Linked DNA regions of Homo sapiens: regions 1, 2, 3, 4, 5 and 7 are each linked to region 6. A link is a loop called in an ENCODE intact Hi-C map of the cell type or tissue named here. Cell type or tissue: HCT116. All regions are shown on one strand.

Region 1 (4,000 bases), 270 kb after region 6:
AGCTCTTCCGACCTCCAGACCAAGGTCATTTTTTCATTCAACGATTATTCACTAGAACCTCTTTGTGCTAGGCACAGTGTTAAGCTCTGGGGACAGAGCAATTAACAAGATAGATGCAGTCCTTGACCTTATTCTAGTTGGAGAGATAGATAACAAATGGCAAAATAAAAATAAGTAGGCTATAATGTCACAGTAATAAGTGCACCTTGACCTGCCTGTACTTACCTACTGATTAATGCTGCTAATTTATTTTCCTTGGCAAAGATGCCCTCTCCTCCATTTCTTCCTCTAGAAATTGCTCGTTCAGCCTTCTCCAATAAGAAAGAGTTACCTTTGCCAAGGGAACTTGAATTTCAGTGTTGCTTTGTCAATTAAATTGTGAACAAATCAATGGAGCCAATCGTTTGGAATGATATAAATACAATCACAATTTGCCTACTCCATTCAAAGCTGCCCTTCCTGGCCTCCTACTCCCTTGATGGGGTAAGGGAACCCCTCCAGGGTTCCATCCACCAAAGTCTCTGAGGAAGATAGCTTCACCAAGCTGGATTTGGAGACCAACCCTAGGAGGAAGGACTTTCTTTCACTTTTCATTTAAATGTTTCTACCTTTCCGTCAAAACACCAAGGAACGAGGACATGCTCGAGAGAGACACAGTGATTGGAATATGGCCAGCCTGGGTCTGCACTATGGCCTGTTTGGGCAGATGCTTCCATAACAAAGCCACAGTGCCCAGGGCACACACGACGTGAGGGACCTTGGGGGTTACATCAGGGGCCAACCCAATAAGTTAACATTGGATATCAGCATTTGTCTCTGACTGCCTCTTAAGTCCCTAAGATGTGTCAGGCACTAAGCCAGGTATAGATGAGTAGGAAATAATTAAGTGAATGCAGAAGGCATGACAGAGACAATGACATAAATCTGCATTGGGCCCAGAGAGAGGCTGTGAGTTCTGTCTGGGGCGAGGGTGCGGGGTACTCAGGAAGGAATGAATCGAGGAGTTGACTTGAACTGCATCTTTAACAGCAGGAGGTGATCAGTTTGTAGCTGGGAATCGGGTAGGGTGTCAAGGCCACTGTAGACAGAGCAATGCTAGAAAAAGAGTCAAGGAAGGAGTGGTGTGTACTTGGGGACAGATGGAGTGTGAGGTGCAGGGCGATGTGGAGATGGAAGGGGAGGGAGGGCTGCTGTGAGAAATGTGGCTGGTGGGGTCAGCACAGACCACACCAGAAGGTCTTCCCAGCACTACTGGGAGTTTGGACTTCATCCGGAGGCAATGCGGAACCACCGAAGGGATTGAAGCCAAGGAGTAGCATGATCACATTTGCACTTAATGAGGCTTGCTCTGATGGTGGTTTGGCCTGAAGATTAACATATTGAATAAGAGAAGGAAGCATTCAGCACATTTTTGTTAAAGGTCAATGTGATTTGTTTAACCAAGCTTGCACGAGGAACACATTGGGTACTCTAGCATGCTGTTATTATTGCATTTTATTTTATTCGGGGCGGTGGGGAGGAGTGAAGGGGGAAGTAGAAAGAGAGGCATTCCAGGCATGACTGGAGTAAAGAAAAGGAACATGTTTTGTTTCTTTGAGACTGTAACCAGCCTTTGTGCTGCAGCTATATTTGTGGAAAAGATTGGGGGCCGAGGTATAGTGTAGGCTAGGAGCAAGAGTCAAAGGTTATGCTCAGGGATTTATCACACACAGCAGGTTTCCAAAACACCGTAGTGCTGATACCCCAGACTCCATCCACTGAGGTCCTGCCAGGAGATCCCTCTTTGTCCACTCCCTCTCCAAGATGCAACAGTCATCAGAGGACATAGGCAGCTTCTGCTCTCCTGACATTTTCACTCCCCACTGTGTTCCTTCTGCAAATCTTGTTAATACTTATACTCTACCTTTTGCCCTTTTTATATCCTCACACAGCAGAACTTGGAAAGACCCAGAGTGGAGAGTGTGAGTTTTAGACTCACATCGCAGTTGGAGTGCTGACTTTGCTGCTCACTCTCCGTGTGTCCTTGGACCCACAGGTAACCCTCTGAGCCTCAGTTTCTACATTTGCAATAAGCAGATGGTTGGAGTACTTTGCTCACGGGGTTGTTTGAGGAATAAACAGGATCATGCTTTTCAAGCACCTAGCATAAGGTGTGGTCCAGGTTTGTCACATCCTCCTACCCTGCCCTGGAATAACTACTGCTCCTCTCCTCAAGGACTCCCTGGCTTCCCCAGCTGGGCCAGTGCCCTCCTTTTTTGCTGTATTTACTGAATTAGCTTGTCAATCATTATTTGCCTATTTGACTGTCCCTGCTAAGCTGTGAGCCTTCAGGGGAAGGGTTTGCATCTTGTATCTCTAAGCCCCCAAATGCCAGCATGAGTCCACCACATACTGGGTGTTTAGTAAACACTGCTCGAATGAACAAATGAAATGGTTTCTGCTCAGCAGCTCTACCTGCTGGCAGTGTTGGGCAAAAGCAAGGGAGGAAGAGACGACATCATTTATCAGATGAGGGGAAGCATCTCTGAGGCTCCAGTCAGCATCCTTAGCTTAAATACATGCTGCCTACCATCTCCCCCCTATGTCTCACACCCTAAGACATCAGGGTGAGATTGCCTGCCCTGTTTCCATCTCCATATGCTATTACCATGTTTCCATACCAAAGACTCCTCTACCTTCATATTTACATTGCTGAGTCAGTGCGCATTTAACGTGTAATGTTTGTTTTCATGACTCATCATGCTGCCTCAGAGGCTGCCATTAAATCAGTGTCTATCTTTTAGGTATTGGGATTTGAAAGCCACTGGCTAACTTTCTGCATCTTCTTTTCTCTCTGTTGAAGCTTGCTTTGTATGTTTGATAGGACAGAAGCAGAGGGACCCAAGAAAAGAACATGAGTAAAACAGAAGTTTTCAGCCCTAATGTCAAGGCACACTGGGGTGTTTTCAGGGCTAACTAGGCCAGGAACTAGCTTTTAGTCACAAACTATCTTGTCCTTGCAGCATCCAGCAGAAAACCATTGTTTGGTTCTTGTCAGCGTTATCGTCTGGGCATTATAGACAGAAAGTAGACTGAGGACCAATATACCAGAAGGGAGATTCTCCTCTCTAAACTTCCAAGGCTCTATTCATGAGTAAGGATGGCAAAGATCTAGAGGAGGTCAGAGTTGTTTGTGAACAAAGATGCAAATTTGGGGTGAAGCTCAGAGGCCAGTGGGGGAGTGTTCATGCATGTCTCTGCTTGCTTTAAGGATGTTTATTGGTGGAAGTGAGGACAGATGTTCAAATAAAGTTTCATGAATAGTTTTGCAGAGAGGTTTCTCTACCTATCCCCTCTTTCTCTCTCTCTCTCTCTCAGCTCTCTCTCTCTCTCCTCTCTCTCTCTCTCATATCTCTATCACCTACTTACCTGTCATATGAGAAAATAGCTTATAAAGGGCAAATCCTAGATGTCAAGTCAAGAGTCTTAATTCAAGTCTGAGTTCTAGTGGTAGCTTTGCCAGCAACTCATTCTTCCTTCATGGAAAAGAATGTAACCTCTTACTTGAGGATACCAAACAGTCCTGGAAAATTGCATCTTCAGGTATTAAACATTCTATGGATCCGAAACCATCTTTCAACATAAGCAAGCTTGTTAGCCAAATTTATCTTAGGTAGGTCAAATTTTTATATGAGAGTGTTGTAATTTTGTATGTGTTGGCTGTATCTTTATAGTAAAGGAGGACCCCTTGGATCTTGAATAATCAATAAGTGTAGAATATATGTGTGTATTTTATCACCCAATTTTATTATTTCAAATGACTGCAGAAGTTGACAGCTGAACCTTTGGTTTTTTGACATGTTCTTGATGAACCTGTGATTTATCTTATACTGAGTTCTTAGTCGTGGTTACAACTCCCAAGCTGACTTTTTCTTTTTGTAGGAGACGTACACTATGATAAAATGCCTAGGACCACTTGGGGGAGTCGGGGGAAACTTTCCCTCAGTCTGAACTTTTTTTT
Region 2 (4,000 bases), 360 kb after region 6:
TCCCTGTGATGAGGAAGACTGTTGTGACACTCAATTACAAGATGCTAAATTCTTTGAGTGTACATTATGGATTGCTTATAGTTATTCTTTCTATTAATGGGTGACACTCCTGTTTGTCTGGGATGCTTTTATCCTATTTCAGTTATGTTCATGCTTCTCTTTCAAGATCCGGCTTATGTCAGAAAGCCTTCTCCATCCCCCTAATTTGAGTCGGATGTGTCAACAGCACTTGAGCTTGTGAATTTTGTCAGGCTGATCTGAATAGAACTGTCTATCTTCCCACTGTGGCAGACATCTTTTAGGGTGTCTGCATAACCGACAGTGTCTGCCTTCACCAGATAACTGTTCTCCCCACCATACAGGCAGGTAACCAAGACCTATTTATCTACCTCATCCCACATGGATAGCTGATTGGGTCAGAGAGGACATCAGATCCTCTCGGGGAAAACCAAATTTCTTCTTTGGAGAATGTGGAATTGGGATAAAGAGCCAGACAGCTAGTCAGTACAAGAAGGTCTTGCGCCAAAGGAACATAAACTTGGGAGCTGAAGTGGGACCATTTCTGCCCTCTATATACACAGAAAATAAAAAATAAAAAAAAGACAGCTCATGGGGAGAATTGAGAATAAGGCCGTCATGCAGAGATGGGCAATGGAGTAGGAGTGAGTCCCTGGCTTATAACCTTGTTTCAGTTTTGGCTTCCAGTTCCTTCATTTGTCCAGTTACCCTTGAGTTCTATGACATATCCCAAAGGTATTCTAGTAAATCCCCCTTTTAGTTTAACCCCATTTGAGTGCGTTTCTGTTACTTGCCCCCCAAAGCACTTTACCTAAGATGCCGTCAGGAACTAGAGCCCCCAGAGGACAGTGGCAGGATTTGTTCTTGGGTGCAGCCCTAAGGTAGCACAGTTCCTGGCTTAGTTATATGAATTTTTGTTGAATTTTACTAACTTAATATAGCTTTTCTATGAGATAGCAATAACACTACCTGGTCCTCCCCAAATTGCCACACGCTCCAGGGAATTAGATGAATTAAAGCCAAGGGCTGGCTGGCTCCATTGAAAGCCACGCTTCGCCTCACTGTTGTTCCGTCTCGTTTCCAGTTTGAGAAGGCAGGGAGGCTGGGAAGCTGAAAAGCACTCAGAAGACAGGGAACAGCAGGAGAAAGTGACAAGCGAGACAGGATTTGAAAGGGGCTTGTTTTGAGTGCTTTGGAATCAACTTGTTCTTTAATTAAGGGGGAAATATCACCCTCCAGCTAGTAAAGACACCCCTAAGAAAATTAAAATAATGTAAATCAAGCTAAATGAATACTCCAGAAGCGGCACTAGAGCTTTGTAGGATTGAGTGTTTGGATGCCCCTGAGGTTTTAAAAGCAAAGCTTGCAACTGCTTTTTGGAGCAGAAACATTCTCTCTTTTGTTTGATGGCAAAGGAGGCTAAATGCCGACACCAATAGGATTCACGGAGGAGTTGGAGGTGACAGAATCTTCTTACTGTTTCGGCTCTCTAAAGACCAGAATTGAAACAAAACCTAAGTAGATGATGCTGATAAATTCCTGGGGTTGCTTCCTAGGGGTGTTCAATGCAAAGAAATCATTTAACTTGTAATTAATTCTACAAAGCAAAATGGTTCAAGGGGAACCTAGAGTTTCTAGTAAAATACCTTATTAATCACAGGGGCGTTTTACCTGGGAGGTGCAAAATGACTGAGGTGTGATGGGGTTTGTGTGTGTGAAAGCTACTAGTATGGTAGTGGCAGGAGCAGGAGGTTCAATATTGCGACAAGAAAAGGTCGCAGATCCAAGTGAGCAGAACAATCTGAGCTTTACTTTTTCATCAAATGTCTTAATTTCCCAAGATTTTACCTTAAAGGAGGTATGAGGATGGTTACAAAGTGTGTACTCAATCTTTGGTTGGGGGGGGGGGGTTCCAATGTAACACAAATAATTTATTACACATCAATGTTTCTGACTCTCAAGATAGCATCATGACTCCTTAATCAATGGTTTATACGTGATGGCAAACTTGTGCAAGAAGATTTTACTTCCATAGGCCTCTTGGTGCTGGAAGAGCTACTCTAGTCCTTTCATTTCTGGATGAAGGAAAAGAGATCTAGAGAGATTAAGTGGCTTGCCAAAGGTCACCTAGTCGTAGGGTGAGCATATGATTCATTGTGCAAACTGGAGGACTTTTGAAGGTGAAAGGATGTACTATAATATTACAGTTATACCAGGACTTAACTGGTGTCAGACTGGACTGTTCGGGCAAGGCAGGGCAGGTGATCATCCTATTTAGACAGCTCAGGGCTTTGCTTCAAACTCACAAGGAATGAGGAATATTCTATTTGCGGGTCTTCTTTGCAATAATAAACTGCCATCTGGGGGCAGGGAAGGGCACCACCTGGAGGCCAGGAATGGGAGGGCGATTCCTTGCAGGACCTCAGGCTGATGGGTTTTCTCCACAATTAAGTGTGGTTAGTAGGGGCTTGACTGTCTTCTGCAGGCCTGAGTGAATGTCTTAGTCCATTCATCAGAATATCTGAGATGGGGTAATTTATAAAGAGCAGAAATTTATTTTTCACCGTTCTGGAGGATGGGGAGTCCAAGATCAACACACCAGCAGGCTCAGTTCTCTGGTGGAGGCTGCATCCTCTGGAGGGGAGGAATGCTGTGTCATCCCATGGCGGAAGGCAAAAGGGAAAGAAGGAGGAGGCTTTTTCTCCTGGCAGCCTTACAGCAGGATGCCTTGACACTGATAAGAAAACAGCATTAGAAGGGCCCTTAACCCATCTTCTTAGAATAAGGGTTTCAGGAACCAACTCACAACTGCTCATGTAATTTTTAAGAATTTCACCTTCTGCATGGGTGCTACTCTGGATTCTTGTTAGATATGGATGGAGGATAGAAATGCTGACCCTGTATATATGCAATGTGGAATATTACACAGCCATAAAAAAGAACAGAATCATGTCTTTTGCAGTAACATGGATGCAGCTGGAGGCCATTATCCTAAGTGAATTAATGTAGGAACAGAAAATCAAATACTGCCTGTTCTCACTCATAAGTGGGAGCTAAACGTTGGGTACTCAATGGCACCGACAGACACTGAGGACTACTGGAGGGGCAGGGAGAGAGGGAAGCAAGCGTTGAAGAACTGACTGATGGGTACTATGCTCAGTACCTGGGTGATGGGATCATCTGTATCCCAAACCTCAGCATCGCGAGATATACCCAAGCAACAAACACGAACATGTACCCCCCACCCCGAATCTAAAATAAAAGTTGAAATTATTTGGAAAAAAATGTGAACCACAGATGATGCAGCTTGAAGAAGCATGTCATTGCTAATAAAAACAACCATTTTTGAGCACTCATTCTGTGCAAACAACTATTCTGAGCACTTTTTATACATTGATCCCCTTAATCCATAAAACTACTCTGCAAAGTGAAACTGTTCTGTCTCCTGATTGTGCTGATGGTCATCCAAATCTATATACCTGTTAAACTTCAGAGAACTTTATGCCAAAATAAAAAAGTTAATTCTACTGTATAACTTAAAAAACAAAGTAAAAAAAAAAAGACTATATACTGTATAAGTCCACGGATTGAAATCCAGGAAAGGCAAAACTCTAGTGATTGCAAATCAGTGATTGCCGGGGCTAGGGTAGGAGGGAAGGACTACAGAAGAACACAGAAACTTTTTGGGTTGATGGAAGCGTTCTAGACCATTTTGGTCATGGTTACACAACTATGTATTTGTGAAAAAGCATCATATTGTACAGTTTAAATTCTTAAATTTTTTTTGTATGCAAACCATACCTCAACAAAACTGGGGGAAACCACCCTGTAGAATGGACATCACTCATATTTGTCCCATTAATGAGGAAATTGGGGCACAAGGAGGTTGAATAAATTGCCTAGGGTCACAGCTGATAGAGCCAGGATTCAAACACAGGAATGAATAATTCCATCAATTTTCACTTCCACAATTAACAGCTGC
Region 3 (4,000 bases), 170 kb after region 6:
ACTTGTTTATATTTCTCGCAGGGACTCTTAGAGGGATTAAAGTGAGTTTGGCAACACTGCTTGAGACCCTGCCCTATTGTAGGTGCTGTGCTAGGGGCCCAGGATACAGACACCAAGGAAGCAGCACAGAGCCTTTCTGTAAGTGCTTGCAGGCTGGTGGGAGAGATGGGCAGGAGCATAGGGAGAGAGACTGTTTTTGCCAGTTCAGGCTGCTGCAGCAAAGCACCATAGACTGGGTGGCTTATAAAAAACAGAAATTTACTTCTTACAGCTCTGGAGGCTGGAAGTCCAAGATCAGGGTGCCAGCATGGTGTAATTCTGATGAGCTTCCTCTTCTAGGTTGCACATGGCTGCCTTCTCATTGTATTTTCACATGGGGTGGGGTAGACATGAGGGAGAGGGAGAGAGGGTCGGGGAGAGGGGGAGAGAGAAAGAAAGCTCTTATGAGGGCACTAATCCTGTTCATGAGGGCTCCACTCTCATGACCTAATCACCTCTTGATACAGTTTAGCTGTGTCCCCACCCAAATCTCATCTTGAATTGTAGCTCCCGTAATCCCCACGTGCCATGGGAGGGACCTGGTGGGAGATAATTGAAATATGGGGGTGGGTCTTTCCCATGCTGTTCTTGTGACAGTGAATAAGTCTCATGAGATCTGCTGGTTTTATAAAGGGGAGTTCCCCTGCACATGTTCTCTGGCCTGCTGCCATGATTGTGAGGCCTCCCCAGCCATGTGGAACTGTGAGTCCATTAAACCTCTTCCTTTATAAATTACCCAGTCTCAGGTATGTCTTTATTAGCAGTGTGAGAACAGACTAATACACCTCCCAAGTCCCCACCTCCTAGTACTTTTACATGGAAAGTTAGAATGTCCACATATGAATTTGTTGTGGTTAGGTACACAAACGTTCAGTTCCTAACAGATGCCCCCACTCCCCTGGTCTCAAAGGTATGAGCCTGGGATGATTGATACTGCTCTCTCTTTGACGACCAGGTGGGTCCTTAATTATCTGTTGGGAGGCATTGCTGCAGGTCTAAGTCGCTGCAGGCTGCTGAGGGTAGAGGGAATGAAATGGAGAAGTAAAGCCTGGACTGAGGTGAGGTGAGTAAGGCACTTGTCTCAGGCCCAAACTTAAAGGGGTGCCCAAGAACTCAGTAATTATATTGTAATGCAGTGGAAAAACAGTTGAAATGCAAATATGAATACAACATATCACAACGAACAAAACATCAACATTTCAAATGAATAAAGGGTCAAGAACAGTGTCATGCCAAGCCATCTTTAAGCCTGAGGCAAAAGGACAATTCAGTAACACTGATCCTATTTTTATTTCAAGTTATGATGTTTTGTTCATCTCGGGATTCTTTGCATTCATTTTGATTTTTAAAAAATGTTGCATTAAAATATTCTTTATCTTGATTGTGAAGTTTTTTGGCACCCCTTTAAAATTGTGCCCAAGGCAAGTCCCAGCCCTGTGAAGAAGAGAGATGGTGTTGTCTCTAGGGTGGCCCCGTGGACCCACTCTGAGCCTTCTGGAATCAGAGAGCTGTCAGTTTGTGGGAAAGGGACTGTTTGCACTAGGATCTCATGGGATTTGGGAAGCAGAGTGGCATCAGGCCTGGTGACAACCTAAGACAGAGCCTTGGGCAAGGGGCATTCTCCTCGTCTCTGAAAGAACCTGGGGTGACTCCGTGCGGTAGGAATTGAAGGGAACACAACATTATGCGGGCCCCAGAGGGTTTGATGGCTGTAGGGTGCCGCCTCCTGGAAGCACGTCCCTTGCACAGTGTGTGCAGTTTGTCTTTGTAGTCCTAGTTCTTAAAACACAGTAGGCACTCTGTGTCCATTGATGAAAGCATGAATGCAATTGGTGACTTGTGCCATCTTGTGGTTAGACTTCCTGGAACCCCAGAAGGAGATGAAAAGATCTAACTGCAAAAATGTTGTATTTCCTGGCCCCTAGAGAACCAAGAATACTTCCCTACTTGAAAAATTGTGATTAAAATACACATAACATTAACCATTTTAACCATTTTTTAAACATTCAGTGGCATTAAGGACATTCACATTGTTGTGCAACTATCACCACCATCCAACTCCAAAAATTTTTCATCTCCATGAACAGAAGCTCCGTAAACAATAACTTCTTATTTCCTCTCCTCCCAGCCCTTGGTAAAGCACTATTCTATTTCCTATCAATCTGATTACTCTAGATAACTCATATAAGTAAAATAATATAATTTCTTTTTTGTAACAAGCTCACATTACTTAGCATAATATCTTAGGTCAATCCATGTTATAGCATACGACAGGATTTCCTTTTTTTTTTTTTTTTTTTTTTTTTTTGAGCTGTAGTCTTGCTCTGTCACCCAGGCTGGAGTGCAGTGGTGCCATCTCTGTGCACCGCAACTTCTACCTCCAGGGTTCAAGTTATTCTTTTGCCTCAGCCTCCTGAGTAGCTGGGATTACAGGCATACGCCACAACACCTGGCTAATTTTTGTATTTTTGGTAGAGATGGGGTTTCATCATGTTGGCCAGGCTGGTCTCAAACTCCTGACCTCAAGTGATCCTCTTGCCTCGGCCTCTCAAAGTGTTGGGAGTACAGGCGTGAGCCCCCATGCCTGGCCAGGGTTTCCTTCCTTTTGAATGTTGCATTGTACATATATAACTACATTTTGTTTATCCATTTGTCCATCAACAGAAACTGGGTTGTGTTCATCCTTTGGCTGTTGTGAGTAATGCTACAAAGAACACATTCTCCTGCCTCTTACTCTAGGAGAGATACAAAGGAGAGGGCCCTGAAGGGCAGTTCCCATTTTGATTCTATTTTACCCTCCATTGTGGGCTCGGCCTCCTGGACAGAGTCAGTGACGTCACTCTAGACCCTCTGAAGACTCATTGTTTTCTTGGCACTGGGTTTGATGTTGCAGATCCAAAATCAACTCAGATGTGCCCTTCCCCTCAAATAGCTCAGTTTAGCATGGGAGGAGGGGGTTCAGGGAGACTGTTGGAGCCGATACATCAGCAAATGATTCTATTTGGGTGTAGGTTTGGTCAGGGAAGCAATTGCTTCTCTTTAATATTTAGATCTTAGTGTAAGCGGGGAACTCCTGCAAGAGGAGAAGATTTTGCGAAAGTGGGTATGATAAGAAATGTGGACTTGATGGAAATTTTGAAGTCTTGATCAATATCCCCTTTTGAATGTACAGACTATTCAAGTTAGGTGGGTACTTTCAATTCTGAGACTAGATAATTCTTGTGTGACCACTGAGCACTTGCTGTTGGGGGGTTTCTGAGCCTGAGCCAGGGAGACAAAGGGGCTGCTGAGGAGGGAACTCCATGCATTACACCCCGTTCTCACTCATAAACACACACACCTGTGTCCTGAACAGAGTCAGGCTTCAGAAAGTCTTTGAAACCAAGAGTCCATTGGGCTGATTTCACAGGAATGCTTCATGGCTGAGAGAGAACCATCCAGCCTATTAAGAGTCATATACCCTCTTTAATGTGGATGATAAAACTTTAATTAAAGTGGTGATTAGAAACAGAATAATAATGACCACTAATAAAGTAGTTTATAGAAATCGACAGCTTTACAAAGAGCAGTTGCTGGTGGCTTGCTGTAGGCAGCCCTGGAGCATGGGCTCTGGGCAGGGCAAAAGGATTAGGGGAAGGGTTTACTGGAATAGAGAGATAACATAAAAGGCAATTTATAATGTGTGACTTCGAGCAATGAGCTAGAGAAAAATGGAAAGCTGTGATGTGGATGGAATTCATTGTACCTTTGCATTATGAATGAACTTTACAAGATTGCAGGCTACAGCCAGGATTTGGTTACTTGTGTACAAATGAGCATTATCTACATTGTTTTTCTTCTGTGTTGTGGTCTGTGTATCTTAGGATGAAGAGGCAGGACAAATGAAACCATGTCTGAGAAAGCCTTTAGCAATTGATGCCTCATTAACAGTAATAATAAAGGCCAAAGTAGTAGTAATAGC
Region 4 (4,000 bases), 390 kb after region 6:
AACATAAAAATCAAAACCCAAGAAAAGCCCAATGTCATGATTATCAAGTAGCTCACAGCACCAGCTAGGATTTTACCTTAGGGGTGAGAAGATTTATATTGCAATAATCAATATCTCAGAAATATGTGGCTCACTTTCTGCAACTGACATTCCATTTCATGGCTTCAAAGCAATGGTTACATCAGCCAGTTTGCGTCTTTAATATAGTGAAATGCCTACTGAGGGAAGTCGGTGGAGCATGTGCTGTGGGGGTGGGGAGTCTTTATTGCCATCTAATGACCCTAAAATCAGCTCTCTGGTTATCCAGCACGGGAAAGCAAATGGAACCTTCCATCTCATCCATGACAAAAGTATTGAGTGGTTCTGAAGTTATTTGTACAATTGATCCAGCTAATATCAGGAAAGCATGTTCACCAGATGAATTAGAGACAATTAAATGCAATTCTGTGCTCCTGTTTTCTATACACAGAAGACAATCATAAACCCAGAGGGTCCAAATGAAATCATCTGACCCATTTTAACACCCTTTCCGTCCCACATTCACCATTCTAGTCCACTGAAAAGCCTCTCAGATTTCCACTCGATGAGGTGATTTCATGGTGCATTTCTGCTATGCAATCCCCCTACCTCTTTTACTGTCAATGAACTTAAATGCTCACAGCAAAACTTATTTTCATGAGTTCCTTTCAGTTGCTTATATACACACACACACTTAGCAGAGTAACCTTTCCTTCTTCTCCTTCTTCACCTCTGACATACACTCATTCAACAATTTAAAGAAATTCCACCTCCTAAAAACCCTCTGTAATCTGCCCATTCTCTCTGTCTCTGCTAATGTATCTTATTCTATCCCTCATCTTATTCTGACCCCTCCTCTCTGTCCCCCAGACATGGCCCAACTTAAGCCCTTATTTTACCATATTTCCTGAAATATGCCATAGGTTGTGAAATATATCCTGATTTTATGAACCACCATGAAAGTAAAAAAAAAAAAACTCTACAAATAAAATAAAATAAAATAAAATATGCCATTGTTTGTAGGAGGCCTCCTAAAGAGATGTTGAAACATGAAAAAAATGTGCATCTTAAATGGATGATACACAGTATCTCTATGAAACTCTTATCATTGTCTCCTGACTGCTCATGCCAACAATCTTGTAGTGGCACAACAGGCCCTTCACAATCAGGCTCTGAGCTGCATCTCCTTTTCCTAGGCTTGCAAAGCCCCTTCTCATTTGTCAAGACCACCTCCTCAAAGTCCTTTGAAACCCCACAGGCTTGGTGATGATGCTTCCCTGAGTTCCTATGACTTCCTTAACTTAAGCGTAATAACACATAAACATAGCTTTGTAATTATCTGCCCCCATGTCCCACTATGAGAAATCCTTGGAGAAAAGGCTATGTGTCTCCTTCACCTCCATATCCCCAGTCCCTGACACAGGACAGGGCAGGTCCTCCTTGAATTGCTGAATGCAATGGACTGTGTGATACATGTAGCTTCTGAACCTAGTCACTAGAGGGCAGTGTGGAACCATCCCATTGCCCACAACTGCGGTTCCCCAAGAATCTAGGTTGCAGAGGTTGTAGGAAGCTGGCCTATGGCTGAGAGCCTAGGAGGCTACATGACTCCAAGGGCCCAGTACCATTCTGCAGAATCGACCCTGAGGATGCTCCTAGCATCTCCGTATTTCTTGCCAGCCTGCCCACTAGGTGCTTTCAAGTGGCTGCCTCAGCACATTTCTTGATTAAGAACCAAATGCTCTTCCTAGCTCTCCACCTATAGGGATGGGGGCAGAGGCCACAGAGAGGGAAATAAACGTCTCCTTAACATCCCCATTCTCATTTCTAATAAAGGCAGGCTTACTGTGAAGGGCCTGCAATATAACTGCTCCACTTTGAAGAACAACAGGTAGCAGCATCAATATTTGATTTTTAAAAGGTTGTGTGAACAGTTTTAAATATTAAAGATAAAGGCAAAGACTTAGATCATCTTTTTATCTCAGCAGTTGAAGATTTTAAATGAAAAATGGTGCTAATGAGCAGAATAAGACTGTTCACCCATCAAATGGTATCTGGTTGCAATAAAGCAAAATCATTTTGGGGTTGGGGGGAGAAGGGGTGGGAAGCAATATCTGTACCAGAGAAGTTTTCTGTTCATTATCTCTGTAATGAGAGAAAAATAAAGCCACTCTGCTGGAGTAACTTTCTTCTATCTCATCGTGGGCTGTTTAGCTCCCTCAATGAGTGGTCTGGGACAGGCTCCGAGAAACCTCATAAATTAACTATCCAACTTCCTGGCTAATGAGCCCAATATGTCAATTTCTAGTGATCAAAATGATGCAATTCAATACAGCACAGTTCATTTTGTAAGGAAATATACTCTTAATAGAGAGAACTGCAGGGTCACCGTCTTCCCAAGATAATTATGGGCCAGAGAATTAGAGGCGTGGAGCTGTACTTACTGTCTGGAGATATCCCATGGGGTTTGTGTGGCAGATATTGTCTTTCAGGGACAATAAATTCCTTCATTATATTTCCATTACTGCATTAATGCAGCGATCTCCATTTTAGTTGTAACCAAGAAGGCTGGTTATTCCTGAAACTTGGCATTTAATGCTAATGAGAGCTTGCAAGGCAGGCAGCTCCCTGTGTGTGTGTGTGTGTGTGTGTGTGTGTGTGTATGTGTGTGTGCATGCATGTGTTTAGGGGGGGTTGGGTATAGACAATCCAGCAGAAATGTCAAGAACTAGAAGGTACCAGGGAGAGTCTGGAGGGCTGAGATGGCTCTGACCAGACAGACAGATGGATATCTGGAAGAGTCAGGGGTAAGTAGTCTGAGAGCCAAGAGTAAATTACAGCTGAAGAGAGAAGCTGAGATCACTACGAGGTAAGCAGTGCCAAGTGTGAAATCCAGCCTGAGAAAGCAGGTGGTCCTGAAGGTGAAACAAACAGATGCAATTCAAAAACAGGAATGCCGGGCAGCAAAAGGGTTCAGGAATGCTCGGAAGTAAGCAATGGTGCTGTAAACTCATCCTAATTCAGGGTTGCCTACGAGGTATGAGAAAAAACCAGGCACTTGGTGGTGGAGCCAAAGGCAGCCCTAGCCAATGATATCTCTTTAAAAGGCTCCAGCTCAAGGTAGACCCTCTAAGAGCAAGGACTCCATGTTCAGGCTTGCTGGAATTGCTTGATTCTATAATCTGCACCCCAAAATAAGGTACTTATTTGGTTTTAAAGTTAGAAGTGGATGAAAATGAATTCCACAAGTCTCCATGTGAGAGCTGATGAAGCTCCAGCATGCTATCTAACCATGCTGGAAGGCTCTGATCTGGCAGGGAGAACCAGGTGGGAAATACTGGTTTCACTAGCATTTTTCAACTTGATTCCAGTGGAGTGGACAGGCAACATAGTAGGAGAAAGGACAGCTCCTGGGGTCAGGTTCAAGTTCTGGCTCCTTTGCTCTTAGCTTCATGGTGTTGGGCAGGTTGCTTAACTTCTCTGAGCTGTGGTTTCCTTAGCTGACATTTAATTTGCTGGGCAATCTATCTATTTGCAGGGAAGTGGGGAGATAAATGAATATGTCAGTTTGCTTATTTTTGCTTATTTTTATTTCTCCAACACCAAAGATAAGAAAAAATAAGTTATAAACAGAATCAGGATTCTTTCCCTTGAAGCAATTCTTATCTAAAATGGACTTTAGTCAGGAAAGTAAGGTTGCTGTTAACTCAAGTAACTTGGGAAAATAATTGTGAAAAGAAAAATTTTCCATGAATCAGAGAGCTCAAAATTATAATATGTTAATTAGGAAGTGTTTACTTAAGGTGAGAAGTGGATTGTGCTAAGTTCAACATCCTGCCAGAGGTCCTCGATAGGCAATGACTGGCAATGCCCGTTAGCTTGCTCCATCCTTGCAATAAAACTCATTGTCCAGAAGTCTTGGGAGGTGCCTTGGTAGAGATCAGTTGCTATTTAAAAAATCTCTAACTGTTGACTTTTACCT
Region 5 (4,000 bases), 90 kb after region 6:
AAACTTACGGATTGCTTTGGAAAAAACAATCTATGTGGAATTGAGTCTTCCTATTTATGAACATGGCATATCTCTGTCTTTAGGTGTTCTTTAGAATTTCCAATAATGTTCTGTAATTTCATTATAAAGTTCTTACACATCTTATTTATTCAGAGGTATATAGAATGCTGCAACAAGGGGTACTTTTTTCCTATTATAATTTCTTACTAATTATTATTGGTATAAAGGAACTCCACTGATTTTAAAATTTTGTTTTTGCAATTGGCAATCCTGATGAATTCTCTTATTCTTATAATTTTTAGATATCTTGAATTTTCTATGTCAGCAATCTGCAAGTCTTTATTTCGAATTCTTATGCATTTTATTTATTTTTATTATGTAAATTCATTGATTAGGGCCTGCTTTACAATGTTGAATAAAAAAGGTGACAGTGAGCAACTAATTCTTGACTTCAATATGCGTACTTCTAAAGTTTTGGTAGCAGCTATAATGTTTGTTGCAGGTTTTTGGTTAAAAAAATCCTTTATCAGGTTAAGAAAGTTTTCTTCTGTTCCTAGATTGTAAAAAAGTTGTAATTTTGAATGTAATGAATTCCATGAGGACATGGGTTTTTATCTCTTTTGTCCCCAGTGGCTAGATTAGTGCCTGTAGGCCATGAGTAAATTATTTATTGAAAGAGCAAATGAATTGATTAATTGGAGCTTATAAAATATTTTACTTTTGACATGCCTATTGATATAATTATATACTTTTCCTTTTTTAAATCATTAATGTGTCTTTTTGCTCATTGACCAATTGCAGCTCATCACATACACATGGGACTCACAACTGGATTTCTCCTTCCCTTGTAGATGTTAAAAAAACTACAAAATTACGGCCATGATTCTTTCATTCATTTATTCATTTGATGCATGTTTATTGAGCATCTACTATGGATCAAGTATTGTGGTAGCTGTTAGAAAGCCAAAGCTAAAGAAGAACCAATCAATTTCATAATTCAGTAATGAATTCATGACATCATATTGTTGGAAGAGATCTTGGATTAGATCTGATCCAACCTTCTTATTTTGCTGAGGAGGAAATGGAAGCTCCACAGGCAGATATGATTAGCTTATGATCTGTCCAATCTGTTTAATTCAGAGGATTCAAGTGACTCTGAGACACGATATGTCAGGAGGGTCTACTCCAGGACAACTATTGAGAAGAAAGAAAGAAGAATCATAAAAATATTAACATCAGTTGTTCATGTATTTTAGGGGAGTAGTATAATTTTCCTTAAGGGAAAAATATTGTTTTATTTAAGAAAGCCTGATAATGGATGTTTGCTTATGAAAAGAGAGACTCAAGGCTAATTCTGGATTTGAGAAGTTGAGACAATGGACTTGAATTTGCTGTAGATAACAAATCAGCAGGACTTTTCAGCTAGCCCTTGTGGATTTGGGGCCTGGAACTCAAAGAAGTGAGAGAATAGGAAAACAGAGCATACGAATATGATGGCAGATCAAGCCTTAAGGACAGAGTCCATAAAGACAGACTATCTGATAAACTTTATCAACACTAATATCTAATATTCAGTTTTGAGCTGTATACCGTTCTGCATGATAATTTTCCTTGGTAATGCCTAAACCTTCCATAAAGTTGTACTGGTGGTGCCATAAAGAATTGACATGAAGGTGTGGACAGACTTAAAGTGACATTAGGTCTTGCTTACACCACGCTCTTCTTGAGGTCAGTCTTGTAGTAGGGCAGCAGCATTGCACCTAAGGAGTTCCAGAGTTCTAGATGGTGACCAATAGCAAAGTAAGTTGGGGAACCCTTGGATCTCATGGTTCAAAACCATGTTATGAGGGAGGGACAGGGCACAGAAAGAAGAGAATCCCCTTTAATCCTAAAATACTAGAGGAAGATTGGTGGTTGTTCACTGTTGTTTGCATATACAGTCTGGTCCCTCATAGGGACTGACCATTTGTGCCAGGTATTGCTACTGCCAAGCTATTGTTTCTTGGATCTAAACCCCCACATCCATACTGTATACTTGGGATCTTGGGGCTGGGACTGTGAACAGTTTTCTTGTTTGCCGGCTGGCCCTGTTAGGCTCTGCCAGTAGGTGGTGCTAGAGAGAGAGAGAGAGACTGCCAGGCTGGAGCTGGGAGAAGGGATGGCTGCCTTCCCGCGGGCTTCCGGTCTGTCTCTGAGCATCACTATAGCGATTCACCCTGGCGGCAGCAGTGCCTCTCTGTAGCAGCCGCTGAATCTACTGTGCAGTTTTTCCAGCACCACAGAACCAGCTGTCTCCTGTATCCCTAGAGACACCGGCACCAACTGGCTGGCATCCCGCCCTCACGGATCTGAGTTTCACCTCCATGGAACACCTCCTGATTCGAGCTTCAACTGTTAATAATTACAATCTCTCTCCTTTATTCCCCCAGCCTTAAGGGATTAGGGGCTCTTCCCTCAGTCGCTACTTCCATGATACCCTAGAATTCTCTTTTGGCATTTCCAGTTACCTAGTGAGCAGTTCTTTACATTCTTTCTTGTTCAAATAACTGGCGTGGTTTCTGTCTCCTGACTGGACCGCACCGGATACACTAGCAATCTCTTTAGGGGAACTTCGGGCTTGATTCTGGCTGTAGCTGGGATCCTCTTGGGCTAGGGCAGGCTGGCCTTCAAGTCTTCCACTCCAGGGTCACTTTGCTGCTTGCCATAGAAATGCCTGGTCAAGCATGCCCACCAAGACTGTCGCCTTCCGTGTATCTCCCTCTCCACTGAGCACGGATACCTTCTGGGTCTTCTCTGTGTCAGGTGCAAGCTGCTAGGGGGGCTTCTGCCCTCTCTTGTCTGGAAATGCTTGCTGCCATCTCTTTATTGTCCTGCCCATGTCTTGTACTATGCATGGCATTGGTAGGACTCTCAATTTCTAATGTTAATCAAGAAAGAGCACAGTAGGGAGCTTGGTGCAGTGGCTCATGCATGTAGTCCCGGTTACTTGGGAAGCTGAGTGGGGAGGATTGCTTGAGTCCAGGAGTTCAAGGCTGCAGTGAGGTATCATCGCACCACTGCGTTCCAACCTGGGCTGGCCTGACTCTTAAGAAAAAGAAATAGCATGTTAGTCCACACATTTACAGATACACCTAAATTTCCAGAGGATTCTCTCATATTTTTCTTTCACTTTCCCTGTTTTTTCCTTGTTACTTGGAGGACCTTGAGCTACTATGCCCTCCCTACATTGCTTTACCTTCCACCATCTCATCTCCTATTTCCAGGCCTTTTTATCTTGCCTTAGGGCAGAGGGAAGAAAAATAAGTTCTCCCAATTCACACATGCCCTCCAGGGATTTTTCTCTCCTGGCCTGTTGTCCACTGTACCTGGCAGTTTGGAACTCACCTTCTTCCACGCCCTCCCCTCCCCGCCTCGCTTTTAAAAGCTTCATTGTAGGAATTTTTCAGAAACATGTAATTTGAGGTCTCATATTGCCGTCTGGCTAAAAGTGAACATGCCATTGATCAATCTGCTTTTATTATATTATGTTCCTAATGGTGGCAAGCAAGACAAGAAGTAGAAAGAAAGATGGTGTAAGCTCAAGAACCCACTAAATCTATCCTATGGCCTGGGTTCACCCAGCCTGCTTTGTGGATTTTGTCTCACTATAACAGAGCTCCCAAGGAGACTGCAGAGTCAGCTCCCTTAAGCACTGTAACTAAAGCCTAACTCTTCCGTTCCACCCAACAATGTCCCCAGCTCATCCTCTTTCCCGAAGTCCCCTTTCTGCCCCAGATGCGAATTGCATTTAACTAATCCTCAAGTGAAATGTCCACACAGAATTCCATTTTAATTAGCATACCATAGTTTTTGTGCAAATTTGCTTTCAGAGGACTCCCATTGCAGCTGCTCAGAGACGCTAATGGCAGGGCCTCTTGATGCTTTCCCGATAGCTTTCAGCTGCAATAGCTCTTAGGCAGAATGCCATGAGCGTCCTGCCCAACTGTATTACTGGGGAACA
Region 6 (4,000 bases):
TGGCAGAATCCTGGGACACATTTCTGGGAATGCTGTTCTCTCTTTCCCAGTGCCTCGTCATGGACATGCCTTTCTGTGGGACGTTCTTACCTGTCCAGGCCTCCATTCACTGCAGGAGGGGAGGGGAGGACAAAAGGAGAATAGCAGCCCCAGGGTGTGTGCCTCTGTCCTGGGCAAGAGGGAGTGTCCATGCCCTTGCTACTTGGCATTCTCCCAAAGGCTGGCTGTTTCTGTGAGCACATTCCCAGCCTGCCAGCCTCTTTTTTTCCCTACAGGTGTATGGGATTCCTAAGGGGAATTGGACATAGCCTTTTATGCCCCATTCTTATGTGGCAGGAACTTTCCTTCCGTCCCTGTGACTCTTCTCAGGGCTCCTTTGACTGCTTTGGGAAACTCTGGGTTTACTCTTCAAATCCTGGATGGGGAAGCCAGAGGGCTGGAAAGCAGGCTGGCCCTGGTGATGGCCAGCTCTGCATCACTTGGCCATCTCACCCACAGTTTGGAGTGGAAAGAGGTCCAGTCACCTGACTGTGGGTTCTGGGGAGTCAGAGCCAGGGCAGGTCCGTGTTCTGCTAGGGGCTGGGAGAAGGCCTGCATCATACACAGTTAGTGGGCAGTACATGAAGGCAGTGAGGAGGTGTGGTATGCCCGCTGCCTTTCACAACTGCAGAAATGGTCACTGATTTCTTTCATCCTCCTCAGTGGCCTTGAAGCCCCTGGACAGAGCAATGCATCGGTGCTGGCTCTCAGAGATTTGTGCCAGCAGCAGGATGGGTTTTCTCTCCTGATTCCGTTTCTCCCTGGTTGGTTATTAGCACACCTTTTTCCTCCTGATTGAGAACAGCTCAAGTGGGAACTGCTACAGCTAGGGGCAGCATCTCTGGTGGCATGCTGGTGGCAGGGGGAAACCAGATGGGGAGGAAGAGCCAGTCAGGAGACATGTGGCTAATCACCTGTGGACCCAGGAGGATTCAGCTACTCAGTTCCTAGCCTCTCCAATTATGGATTCCCTATCCTGTTCTTTTCACAGTTCATACTTTTTTCTTTAAAGTAAAAAGTAACATGCATCACCATCTGTGAAAAGAAGGGGAAAAATAAAACTGAAAAAAGAAGGTAACATGCGACATTAAACATCCTTCTCCTAAAAGTATATCTCGCTATCTGCCCGTTCATCCATCCATCATTAACAGTGGCTGACATGTGAATGTTTACCAAGTGCCAGGCACTGTGCTCTGAGGTTTGCAGAGGAAGTCCCTATAGCCATTCTGTAAGAGATGCCACTGTTGTCCCTGTTTTTAAGGTGAGAACATAAGATACATGGAGGTTAAGGAATTTGCCTAAGGTCACAAATTAGGAAGTGGCAAAGCCAACCAGGAACCCCGGCAGCCGGGCACCAGAGCCCAAGCTCTGAACCGCTACTGGGCCATCTGCTTCTCTGCTTGTCAGTGGCATGGAGAGATGGCTGCAGGGACTTGCCCCGTATACTAATGCTGGTAGTTCAGAGTGGCTGCATTTGGGGTGACTTTTGACTTTAGTCTTTAAATTCTTCAGTCATGTTTCAATTTTTTTTTTTTTTTTTTTTGAGACAGAGTCTGGCTCTGTCGCCCAGGCTGGAGTGCAGTGGCTCAATCTCAGCTCACTGCAACCTCCGCCTCCTGGGTTCAAGCGATTCTCCTGCCTCAGCCTCCTGAGTAGCTGGGACTACATGTGCGCGCCACAACGCCTGGCTAATTTTTTGTATTTTAGTAGAGACGGGGTTTCACCATTTTGGCCAGGATGGTCTCGATCTCCTGACCTTGTGATCCGCCCACCTTGGCCTCCCAAAGTGCTGGGATTACAGGCATGAGCCACTGCACCCGGCCTAAATTTGTAAATGATGGGCATGTATCATTTTTATAATAGCTAAATAAAAAAACCAGTTGCAGAGAATCCCCAAAGCATATGATTTGGGGAATGGTAAACAGAGAGCAGGACGCTTTTTTTTTTTGGTGGTGGGTGGTGGGGGCAGACAAAGGAACTCTGATTTTGACCATCATCTCGTGGTGCTCTTGGGAGGCTCATCATTGGTTGGGTCCTCCCCCATTGCCTTGTTGTCTCTCTGCCACAAGATGGCAATCACAGCACAAGGATGGATGGGCTTGCAGCCTCCAGGAAGGAACACTAAGCGTCTGTCTTCCAGCTACAGAGAAGTCTCCCTAATGCATAGTTGGGGGAAGGGGCTTTTAGAGAGGGATTGAAAAGCTGACATCCCCTGCTGACCCAAACTCCAGGCAGTCCGGCAGTCATAGTCAGACGCTTCCATTTGCAGTAACCCATAGCTCTTCCCAGAACAGAGCTACATTGTGCATTTTGCTTTCTGATGAAAGAGACATAGAGACAAAATGACACAGAGGTTTCCGGGCATAGAATGAGGCCAGTGAGCCTGGAGAATGGGTTATTTGTAATCTGTGGGGTTATTTATTCTGTGATGTGTATAGATTCTTTTTGTTCCTTGAGTAGAAATTGGTGCTGGTCTTCTAGATGCAGAGGCTACAAAACAAATCCCAGGGTAGGCAGCCAGTGGCTTTCTCTGGGGTCTTCCCAGGTGGATATCTGGGTAGGGCAGCTTCCACTGAGGCTCAGCTTTTGGGATGATTCCTAGGAGGAAGACTATCAGGAGAAAGACTGGGGGCTTGGTTCCTGTGGATAGGTGCATACACGAATGGAGAGGAAACTTTGAGTGGGGACCATGGCATTTCTACCACCTGAGATGCCCAGCTGGGCATACCTGGATTGGACTCAGGCAGGGGAAGTGAAGGCAGGACTCCTGTATTAGTTAACACTAGTGGCTATAACAGATAAAACTTAAAATCTCAGTGGCTTACCACAATAGAAGTTCATTTCCTGCTTGTGTAATGTTCAAAATGGCTGATCCCTGATCAGCTAGTGGGTAATTCTTCCTCAAATGGTGATAGAAGCACCCAACCTCCTTCCAACTTGGGACTCTTCCATTTTCAACACGTGGCTTCTACAGATTCTTACAAGAAGTAGAAAGAACATGGAGGAGCACACACGGGAGGCATTCCAGCCAGGCCCAGTGGGGATGGAAACATCACTTCCGCCTTCATTCCATTGGCCAGAAATGAGTCATGTGGCCATCCCTAACTACAAAAGAGGCTGGGAAATGTAGTCTAGCCTGTGCCCGGGAGAATGAGGAAGTAGGTTTTGTGTATAACCAGCCAATTTCTGTCCCAGACTCATTCTTTATATGGATGATAGAGTTTATCCCAAATAAATAATCAGGTTTGCACACACAGATATTCATGCACAAAGATGTTCATTGCTCTGTTATTATAAAAGTAAATGTTTAGAATCAATGTAAATGTTTATCTATAACGTGTTAAAGAACTTATAGTCTATTCACACAAAAGTGTCACACAGAAGTGTTGGAGGCAGACCCCAAAATCATGTGGTAGAAGAACATGTTGGCCCTTCAGACATCACAGTGCTTTGTTAAGTAGCAATCCCAGGAAGCCTCGGGGTTCACGTGAGGCACAAATAAATTCAAATAGGCAATACCTATTTTCATTTAAATGTTCTACGACTTAGAGTCATACACAAAATATTTACTTTAAATATAACCCTTTAAAATATTCTCTCTGTATTTCTAAGAACATATTTCCTCGAAAGCAAAATGTACAATTGAATTATATTGCAGACTTTGTAGGAGACTATTTAATTCACTTTTTATCTCCCTGGTTCAGTCTCTGACTCCCACCTTGAACCACAGCATCACAGGGCAGAGACTGTGTCAGGCTTGTTTACTGCTCCGCACACAGTGAGGCGCCTATAGCAGACATTTGGTAAATATTTATTGACTAAAGTTGAGTTGAATGGGATGATGTCAAATGAAAAAACAGCTGGAGTAAAAACAAGGGAAAACCATGAATGTATGGTATGATGCCAGCTATGTAAATAGAAGTTCATATATGCATATGAAAAGACTGCAAGAGAGCATTTC
Region 7 (4,000 bases), 740 kb after region 6:
TTGTGGGCCCTGGGTGCCTCTCGCTAGTCTTGGCCCTGCTAGGGCTTTCCGTCGATTCATCATTTGCTGCACGGATGACAACCATTTCTTTTCTCCCAGTAGGTTAGATAAAGCTTAGATTAATTAACAGTAGAGCTTAGGCAACTTTTCTTGCTGGAGTACTTACAAAAAAATAAGGGGTTCCTGAGAGCCACCCAGACTGATGAAAGATCAGCCTAGCTGCACTTTAGACTCACCTGAAGTCTAGACGCTCAGCTTCCAGGGATTCTGGTTCCATTAGGCTGGGGTAGGGCAACATGGGTAATTTTAAAAAGCTTCTCAGGTGATTTGTAAGATGATTAGGGTCCAATCACTGGCCCGGGCTCAGGGAATCTGTATTCAAGCTCCCAGATGATTCCTACATGCATTAAAGCTTCAAAACCCACTGGCTTCCTATTAAACTCTCCAGCTCTGAAATCAGACCCAGGTTCAAATCCTCATGTTTTTTTGTTTTTTTTTTTTGAAATGGAGTCTTGGCTCTGTCGCCCAGGCTGGAGTGCAGTGGCACAATCTCGGCTCAGTGCAAGCTCCGCCTCCCGGGTTCACACAATTGTCCTGCCTCAGCTTCCCGAATAGCTGGGACTACAGGCGCCTGCCACCACACCCGGCTAATTTTTTGTATTTTTTAGTAGAGAGGGGGTTTCACCGTGTTAGCCAGGATGGTCTCAATCTCCTGACCTCGTGATCTGCCCGCCCTGGCCTCCCAAAGTGCGTGAGCCACCACACCTGGCCTCAAATCCTTATTCTTGCACTCACTACCATATTACTTTGAGCAAGGTTCTTACCCGCTTCTTCACCTACAAAATGACAATAATAACAGTACCTTCCACAGAAGTGTTCATGGGGATTAAGTAAGATGGAAATAAGTTAGCATACTGTATGACATACAGCAAGTCCCACTAAGTGATACCTTATTAACATGCTAAAGCATTTATTGAGCCCTTCCTTATTGTGGATTAGCATTTTATGTGTGTGTGTATATGAGACATAGTGACTCATCTCCAGGCCTGTGACTTTGGGCTACTTAACACCTTTGTGCATCAGGAGATTATAAACAGCATAAAAGAAGTAAGTCATGAGGATTCAATGAAATATTGCATGAAAAGTGTTTAGTAGAGCCCTAGTACATAGTAAATGCTCAGTAAATGCCAGCTGTTATAATTGCACATAATAGTCAATTTTCAATAAAAGTTGATAATTCTGGAGTATTCTTAATACATTTCCTGTCCAAGAAAATACCCAGCTTGGCTCCTAAGTAAAGCCAAAGATCTTTCTTGTGCTTATTTCTTAGATTTTGCTATAGGGGCTGGCCCGCATCACGGGTTTAAGGAAAGTTTTCTAAATGCACAAACGAATGGATTACTAGGGAATTTCCACTTGCCTTCACCCTCCACACTGATTTTGCCTGTGACTCAAGATCGTGAAAGTCTTCCTGACCACGGGGCCATTCATTCCGTTTCCAAATGCTGCAACCCGCCCATGGCTCTAATCAAGAGCAGAACTGATTTATGCTGGAAGTGGAGTGAGCCAGGGAGGTGGAATCCTCCACCGCTGATTTGTTTATTGCTGAGTCCTTGAAAATTGAATAGGGAGGAAAAGGGAGGTGTGAGAAATGAGTTAAGAGCTACTCCCCATCACATTTGATAAGAGGTTCTTTCACTCTGGAAGAGTATAGCTTTTCGTTGTTGTTAATATGAAAATGCTATAAGTGCTACAAAAACACATGTCAAGTTCCATGCCTGTCTTCCACCTGATGGCCACCAAGAGCCCTGACAATGATGGAATAGCAAGCTGCCTGGATTTCTAGGGCTTAATTAAGGAACTGTAACAGGCTATGCTACAACTCTGTAATACTCCTTGGTAAATGACTACAGTAGATAAAGAAAAATTGGTTTCCTCCATTTAGCAGATATTGATTACAGGGTTTGTTTTAAAACATTTAGACTAACTTGGTTCTTTGTTTTATTTATTCACTTCCATGCATTAATTGAAAGCCCACGGCTCAGATTGTATTAACTTGATCGCCCTCTACTGGCCACATGCTGGAGTACATGCCTGTTTTTGACCTATCCTACAAAAACTACAGCTATTTTTAGAAAGTATTGGCCTTTTCAAGTCAAACATACTTTTTCAAGGTCAATTATGAGTACGGTGGGGAGACTCCTGTATATAAAACCCCAAATTGTCTACTCTGTTTTTGAATATTCTGCTTCCTGAAAGATCTTTCGATTCCATATATTTGATAATTTAAGAAGAACCATGACCAGGAGCCAGAAGATCTGAGTTCACATGGGCCTACCCTCTCATCTATGAAAGGAGAAGGTTGAGGTAGGACAGGCACAAGGCCCCTTTTTAATCTCTCAAGCTGGGGCGGTAGGGACTGCACCCCATGTTAGAAGCCAGGTGCCCTGCGATCGAGTCCTAATTTGAGATTTAGTTCTGATTCCCTTTTACTCTTGCTATAAAGTGAATAAGGAGGGTATGAAATCTCCAGGGTTCCTTTGAATTCCAATATGTTAGGACTCAATTCATACTAACCTCGAGCACATATAAGTGACAGGGAGGAATTTTCGGAAAGATAATTCCTCTTAAAACCCCTTTAAAAGGTTATTTTTTCTTTTTTCCTATGACAATTTTCTAGAAAACATAGGATTTATTCCTCACAAAGCTCCCCATACTTGTAGCTGAAACTATTGTCTCCACATGAACAGTTTGAATAAACTGTAACATTTTTATTATCTAGAACATAGGAGAGAAAAAAATCCAACACCAGATTCTAGATGGAGATTTATTGCAGATTCTTATAATTTGGGGGGGAAAATAAAATGATGAGGCCCTTCAAGTCCAAGGGAGAAAAGCTGGCTCTGAGTCCCTAAGCAGAAACATTTTTTAAAAGCTGCTCTACTTCCCTCCACAAAGCAGATCTGCAATGTGATCGGCAACCTTTTGCTTCCATCATTTTGGTGGATTACCCAGTCCCTAGACACAGTTCAAAGAAGACATTTGCTCAGGTAGGGTGAGCACAGTGTAATCCTCCATCCTTGCAACAAACATTAAGAGCATTTAAGAAAGTCAGAGCAAGGCAATGCTGGAAGAACTTCTTTTCTACTATGAGAAAAAGCAGAAAATGCCACATACAACAATGTAAAATTGATTGACTTAGCAATAATCTGGCCTAGGGAAAATTTACCAAGTTTCAAGAAAGGAATTTGTTTTTAAAAATAAAACGTCCTTGCATTTAATTAGCCACGCACTTATTCTATTATAAGAATAAGCCAGGCACTATTCTATCAGGCACTTTGAAATGAATAATTGTATTTGCTTTTTAAAAATCAATATTAGGTGTATATATATATTTTTAATATATTTTTATATATATATTTTTTATATATATATATATATATATATATATATATAATATGTATATGATGGAATACTACCCAGCCATAAAAGGAATGAATTAACAGCACTTGCAATAACCTGGATGAGACTGGAGACTATTACTCTAAGTGAAGTAACTCAGGAATCAAAAACCAAACATTGTATGTCCTCACTGATATGTGGGAAATAAGCTGTGAGGATGCAAAGACATAAGAATGATGCCATGGGCCAGGCGCAGTGGCTCACGCCTGTAATCCCAGCACTTCGGAAGGCCAAGGCAGGCGAATCACGAGGTCAGGAGTTCGAGACCAGCCTGACCAACATGCTGAAACCCCGTCTCTACTAAAAATACAAAAAAAATTAGCTGGGCGTGGTGGTGTGTGCCTGTAATCCCAGTTACTTAGGATGCTGAGGCAGGAGAATCGCTTGAACCTGGGAGGTGGAGGTTGCAGTGAGCAAAGATTGAGCCATTGCACTCCAGCCTGGGTGACAGGGGGAGACTCCGTCTCAAAAAAAAAAAAAAAAAAAAAAAAAAAAAGAATGATGCAATGAGATTTGAGGACTTCGGGGGAAGAGTGGG

Evidence for each region. Hi-C counts contacts between places; a loop is a spot of excess contacts. Peaks named below come from ENCODE experiments on the same cell type or tissue, not always from the same donor. Only the 100,000 strongest peaks of a DNase experiment are listed, where the experiment ranks them.
Region 1: it touches region 6 in a loop (11-fold over the local background); 7 of 110 quality-filtered maps call a loop at or near these places.
Region 2: it touches region 6 in a loop (15-fold over the local background); 7 of 110 quality-filtered maps call a loop at or near these places.
Region 3: it touches region 6 in a loop (19-fold over the local background); 46 of 110 quality-filtered maps call a loop at or near these places.
Region 4: it touches region 6 in a loop (11-fold over the local background); 10 of 110 quality-filtered maps call a loop at or near these places.
Region 5: it touches region 6 in a loop (6-fold over the local background); 4 of 110 quality-filtered maps call a loop at or near these places.
Region 7: it touches region 6 in a loop (9-fold over the local background); 26 of 110 quality-filtered maps call a loop at or near these places.

Annotation. Positions count from the first base shown.
Region 1 is chr17:51,637,795-51,641,794 of GRCh38, forward strand. All of the region lies in intron 6 of CA10 (carbonic anhydrase 10), which reads right to left. Among named protein-coding and RNA genes, the nearest start is that of LINC02073, 200 kb to the left of the region's middle. In HCT116, a CTCF peak has its summit at 2,446 (motif pointing left); a DNase peak (open chromatin) is centred at 2,437; H3K27me3 peaks cover 1,509 bases.
Region 2 is chr17:51,732,263-51,736,262 of GRCh38, forward strand. All of the region lies in intron 4 of CA10 (carbonic anhydrase 10), which reads right to left. Among named protein-coding and RNA genes, the nearest start is that of LINC02073, 300 kb to the left of the region's middle. In HCT116, CTCF peaks have their summits at 845 and 2,396 (motif pointing left); a DNase peak (open chromatin) is centred at 2,399; H3K27me3 peaks cover 245 bases.
Region 3 is chr17:51,538,549-51,542,548 of GRCh38, forward strand. No RefSeq gene overlaps it. Among named protein-coding and RNA genes, the nearest start is that of LINC02073, 110 kb to the left of the region's middle. In HCT116, a CTCF peak has its summit at 1,808 (motif pointing left); a DNase peak (open chromatin) is centred at 1,863.
Region 4 is chr17:51,763,045-51,767,044 of GRCh38, forward strand. All of the region lies in intron 3 of CA10 (carbonic anhydrase 10), which reads right to left. Among named protein-coding and RNA genes, the nearest start is that of LINC02073, 330 kb to the left of the region's middle. In HCT116, a CTCF peak has its summit at 1,511 (motif pointing right); a DNase peak (open chromatin) is centred at 1,527.
Region 5 is chr17:51,459,611-51,463,610 of GRCh38, forward strand. No RefSeq gene overlaps it. Among named protein-coding and RNA genes, the nearest start is that of LINC02073, 26 kb to the left of the region's middle. In HCT116, a CTCF peak has its summit at 2,090 (motif pointing right); a DNase peak (open chromatin) is centred at 2,141.
Region 6 is chr17:51,369,708-51,373,707 of GRCh38, forward strand. No RefSeq gene overlaps it. Among named protein-coding and RNA genes, the nearest start is that of LINC02072, 35 kb to the left of the region's middle. In HCT116, a CTCF peak has its summit at 2,113 (motif pointing right); DNase peaks (open chromatin) are centred at 2,134 and 3,094; H3K4me3 peaks cover 1,603 bases; H3K27ac peaks cover 1,059 bases.
Region 7 is chr17:52,104,771-52,108,770 of GRCh38, forward strand. All of the region lies in intron 1 of CA10 (carbonic anhydrase 10), which reads right to left. Among named protein-coding and RNA genes, the nearest start is that of CA10, 52 kb to the right of the region's middle. In HCT116, a CTCF peak has its summit at 2,074 (motif pointing left); a DNase peak (open chromatin) is centred at 2,101.